Linked DNA regions of Homo sapiens: region 1 is linked to region 2. A link is a loop called in an ENCODE intact Hi-C map of the cell type or tissue named here. Cell type or tissue: gastrocnemius medialis. All regions are shown on one strand. Region 1 has its middle 11 kb from the start of HSPB1. Region 2 overlaps MDH2 (malate dehydrogenase 2).

What was found. Hi-C counts contacts between places; a loop is a spot of excess contacts. Peaks named below come from ENCODE experiments on the same cell type or tissue, not always from the same donor. Only the 100,000 strongest peaks of a DNase experiment are listed, where the experiment ranks them.
Region 1: a loop joins it to region 2, with 5 times the contacts of the local background. A loop is called at or near these places in 4 of 110 quality-filtered maps.

The regions. Positions count from the first base shown.
Region 1 is chr7:76,290,394-76,292,893 of GRCh38, reverse strand. No RefSeq gene overlaps it. Among named protein-coding and RNA genes, the nearest start is that of HSPB1, 11 kb to the left of the region's middle. RefSeq lists enhancers at 591-1,106, 1,173-1,482, 2,139-2,500 and a cis regulatory region at 730-1,498. In gastrocnemius medialis, CTCF peaks have their summits at 873 and 1,093 (motif pointing left); DNase peaks (open chromatin) are centred at 413 and 1,063; H3K4me3 peaks cover 876 bases; H3K27ac peaks cover 1,471 bases.
Region 2 is chr7:76,053,056-76,055,555 of GRCh38, reverse strand. It overlaps MDH2 (malate dehydrogenase 2), which reads right to left. Exons shown (of 9, transcript NM_005918.4): 2 at 558-726. Among named protein-coding and RNA genes, the nearest start is that of MDH2, 6.2 kb to the right of the region's middle. In gastrocnemius medialis, no CTCF peak of the experiment used is centred here; a DNase peak (open chromatin) is centred at 1,245; H3K27ac peaks cover 2,500 bases.

The DNA.
Region 1 (2,500 bases), 240 kb before region 2:
GCGCAGTGGCTCACGCCTGTAATCCCAGCACTTTGGGAGGCTGAGGTGGGCAGATCACCTGAGGTCAGGGGTTCGAGACCAGCCTGGCCAACATGGTGAAATCCCATCTCTACTAAAAATACAAAAATTAGCCAGGTGTGGTGGTGCACACCTGTAATCTCAGCTACTCAGGAGACTGAGGCAGGAGAGTCACTTTAACCCGGGAGGTGGAGGTTGCAGTGAGCCGAGATCGTGCCATTGCACTCCAGCCTGGCGACAAGAGTGAAACTCCATCTCAAAAGAAAAAAAAAAACCTACAAAAATTAGCCGGGCATGGTGGTGCAAACCCAAAGTCCCAGCTCTTAGGAGGCTGAAGCTTGAGAATTGCTTGAACCTGGGAGGTGGGGGTTGTAGTGAGCTGAGATTGCACCACTCACTGCACTCCAGCCCGGGTGACACAACGAGACTCTGTCTCAAAAAAAAAAAAAAAAAAGTTGGGGGTGGTGAGGGGATGGGGGACAGGCTGGGACAGCCAAGCTGGGCAGGTGCCCTGTGGCCTGTCACCCTGTCTGGGGCTGTAGGAAACTGATTAAGGAGAAAGGGGAAAATACAGTTGTGAAAACAGGAAACCGGAAAGCTCTGTCCGGCCTCCTGGCTGCTGTATGTGTTGGAAGGAAAAACGTGGTATGGAGTGGGGGCTCCCCTGGGCCCTATCTGAAGAGAGAGAGACCACGAGAGGACCAAGTTTACCCCAAACCAGAAGAGTGCGCCCCAGGCTCAGGACCCTCTGGCGAGAAGTGCCCACATCCTGGGGACGGTCTTCTGCCCGCTGCTCTGGGACTGGAGTTTCCTGTTTTCCTGCCGGCCGTCCTGGTCCTATTCTTCCCTTTCCCCAGGGTATAGAGCAGAGTTCAGTCGGCTGACTGAGTTCAGACGGGGTGGGGCGGGGGGGGGGCTGGTATGCTCCCCACCCCTTCCCCACGAAGCCAGGGCAGGCATGGAGGACGAAGGCTTGGGGCTTCCAGGCTGGGACGAGCCCTGGCCCAGGCATCTCTCTGCTCCAAGCCTGTTGGTCCTGGCTGCATTTTTTCCCTTACTCTCTGTCGCCCTCTAGTGTCGGCTTTCCGCCACCACGCCTCGCCTTTGGTGCCCAGGCCTCCCCCAAAGTTTCTGCAACCGTTCCTCTGCGGGTTCCTTCCTTCACTCGATGACTCATTCAACAAACATTTCAAAGTGGCCTACGTGGGCGATGCAGAGACAAGGAAGACATGTCCTGGCCTCCAGAAGCTCAGAGCTTTGGGGAGAGATAAACATGCTAGCAAATAAATCACTGGAAGAAGAGACTGGGCCCTAAACACAGGCTCCCAGAGAACCCCAGAGACAGGAGTAGTCACGGCAGCTGCACATCAGGAAGGCCGCATGGAGGAGGAGGTGGCTGAGCTGGGCCTTGGCCTGTGAGCTCACCTGAACCCGTGGAGGCAGAGAGGGCATGAGGGGCGCCAGCTGGGCTCGGGGTATTGGAATCAAGGGCAGCGATGGGAGATAAGGTGGGAGGGCGCCCTGGGAGGAGCCAAGGATGGCACGTGCCAGGTGGAGTCACTCAGAAGGCCTTCCAAGGCCTGTGAGCTGGTGGATGTGGCCTCAGGAGGCAGGTTCTGCATGGCAAGGAGTTCTGTCTCATTTATTCAGTACTGTGTCCTCAGAGCCAGCCACTCTGCAGGGGACATAGGAATTGTTCAATAAGTATTTGTGGAATGAGTGAATGGGTGTTCAGATCTGCATGTTAGAAATAATGGGAGTGGTCAGGCATGGTGGTTCATGCCTGGAATCCCAGTGCTTTGGGAGACTGAGGCAGGAGGATCGCTCTAGGCCAGGAGTGTGAGACCAGCCTGGGCAACATAGCGAGATCCCGTCTGTACAAAAAATAATGGCCGGGTGCAGTGGCTCATGCCTGTAATCCCAGCACTTTGGGAGGTCGAGGTGGGTGGATCACTTGAAGTCAGGAGTTTGAGACCAGCCTGGCCAACATGGTGAAACCTCATCTCTACTAAAAACACAAAAACTAGCTGGGTGTGGTGGTGCATGCCTATAATCCCAGCTACTCAGGAGGCTGAAGCAGGAGAATTGCTTGAACCCAGGAGGCGAAGGTTGCAGTGAGCCGAGATTGTGCCACTGCACTCCAGCCTGGGTGACAGAGCGAGACTCTGTCTCAAAACAAAAACAAGAAAACAAAAAAGCAAAAATTAACGGCGTAGTGGAGTGCACTCGTAGTCCCAGCTACTCAGGAGGCTGAGGCAGGAAGATCTCTTGAGACCAGGAGATCAAGGCTGCAGTGAGCCATAATGGTGCCACTGCACTCTAGCCTGAGCGACAGAGTGAGACCCTGTCGCAAAAAAAAAAAAAAAAAAAAAAAGGAAAGAAAAGAAAAAAGCAGGAGGGATTGGAGAAGGCAATGAGGCAGGCTGGCCAGTGAGGAGGCCGGTAGGGCCAGGTGCTGAGGTGGGGTGGGAAGGAAGCAATT
Region 2 (2,500 bases):
CCATGTTGCCTGGGCTGGTCTTGAACTCCTGGACTCAAGCAATCCTCCTGACTTGGCCTCCCAAAGTGCTGGGATTACAGGTATAAGCCACTGCACTAAGTCCAGTGAATCATTTTCCAGACAACATTTACTGAATATCCGACACTGCCTTCCACAGACGGGGAGGTTTCCCAAAGAGGCCGTGCTTTTTGAGAAGCTGGCAAGATAACCCTGGGGTGGAGGGAAGGTGGCCCGCAGCTGAGACCACCACCTTACTGTCCCCAAATCCTCACCAGAGGTTGCTGACACTTCCCTCTTCCCCATCCTCATACTACTTTTCAAATTAGAAAAAGTAGAAAATGGGATGATTAGGCTACCTCACATTTCTAAAAGACACCGCTGTTTCAATTTTTATAGACGCCAAGTCTAAAAGGGTGTAATCACTTGTAAAATTTAAATTTAAAACAGAGAAACCCCCGTCTCTAAACATTTAGTTTCATCTAAGAATCTTACTCAAAACTCGAATCCTGGCCTACTGGGGACAGGAAGCAAGTCTCCAGGGTCAGCGCGCCCAGTACCTTTCACAGCGGCTTTGGTCTCGATGTGGCTCAGATCTGCGGCCACTCCGGGTGTGTGCGCGATATCATAGAGGGTCAGGCGGCTCACCAAGGGGCTGTTCTTCAGGAGAAGTGAAAGTGGCTGCCCGATGCCTCCAGAGGCCCCTAGCACAGCTACTTTAGCATTGTTCTAAAAAGAGGCACAGAGAAAGGACTCTTAGGAGGAAATGAGCATGAAAAGGATTCACATGGTATCCTATAATGTTGCACTGGGCCTCTTTTTACTGCAGTTGCCAAAGCAAGATACAATCATTGTATTTGTAACAGTCTCATTCTGGAAGAATTCAGGACCTTCATTCCAAAGGTCCACTTTCAAATGGGGAGAATTTATGTCTGTAGAGTCTGTGATACTCAGGGTACTTCAAAACCCTCCTGAAAGATGAAGAACAAGCTGGACTCCATCAGGCAGCTGGACTGGTAACAGCAGCCTTCCCTTCAACCTGCAGCTTTATAAACTATAAACACACACTGAGTGCCTAGCAACAGGCCCTCCCGGTAACTGAGGTTGCAGGAAGATCCCTGCTGGCTCTGTAGGAGACAGGTAATGAGATGCATTAGGAGCAGGGAGAACACTGTCACAGAAGCCCCTTGTGCAAGAGGGCAGATGGGGTTGCGGCAATCAACTCCCTGCAGGGGTGGGGAATCAGAGAAGATTCATCCAGGCAGCAAACTTGTGGCTGGAGCCTCAGGCAGGACAAGGAGCTGCCTAACAAGAGGTGGAAGGGGTTACGTACGTTGCGAAAGACTCCAACCCTCCTGGTGAGTCAGATCTGTCATCTCGGGCTCCAGTATCTCACACTGGTTCTCCAGCCTAGGTGTGCATCAGAGCCACCTGCTGAGCTAATGAAGCCCACTCAGGACTAGGCTCCTGGAAGCGGGATGGGGCTTAGGCCTTGGCATTTTTGCCATTTTCCCCAGATGATTTTGATACCAAACAGTTTGAGAATCACTGTTTCATACCAGGCTAATCAGAAGAACAGGCAGCAAAGTAGCAGCTGGCCCTGGGCATTTCAGCTTGGAACAGTTAGGAAAGTGATGGGGTGAAAGTGACCCGGCCCCGCATCCAGCAATCACTCCCGTTATTCGAAGGCACTCTTCCCCTCTAGGTCTCACTCAAGGTCTGACCAAAATTACAGCCATACCCAGGGAGCTTGTTTCTGATCTAAACTCACAAATGAGAAGCACAGCCGATCCCTGGCAGGCAGGCAGGCAGGCAGCTACCAGTGAGGGAAGAGGCAAACAAAGTGGCAGACACGGGAACTCTCGGCACCGTGTGTGGTCATCTGGGGCCTGACAGCATCACTGCACAGTCTTCTACAGTAGCTGAGGCCAGCTAATAACAGGCTTTGGTTATCAGAAACCAAAACCCAACAAACCAAAATCCGAATCAAGACGCTTACCCAGTGGGTTTCTGCTCAGGAAATTAAACTGTGGAAGCATATACAACCAACATTTGAATTCAAACAGGTTTTTGAGTTTCAAGTTGGTGCTTTAAAGGTGAACCCCTGGCTGCCTGGAAACTTGAACCTGTCAGACCCGCTCAGAACCTGAGGTCGGGCAGGCTCAGCCTCACCCACTTCTGGATCTTCAGCTCTCACTCCCACATCTTGTGTGAGTCTCAGGGACTCCCAAATCCCAGCTCTGCATTCCCAGTTCTGTTAGGCGTTCCATGGGTTCCACAAACTCAACTGTCCATTTATCCTGCCCCCCTCCCTCCATCCCTGGTCCCAAATGGCACTTGTGTTCACTAAATGTAAACTTCTAGAACCATCTTCTGCCACCTCCTTCTTATCAGAGACATCAAGTCAGGACATGAAGAACTTGGCAGCTCAACCACCCTCCCAACCCGCTCCTCCTCTTCATTCTATTCCGTTATCTAACTTAGGTACTCAGCAACACCTCCA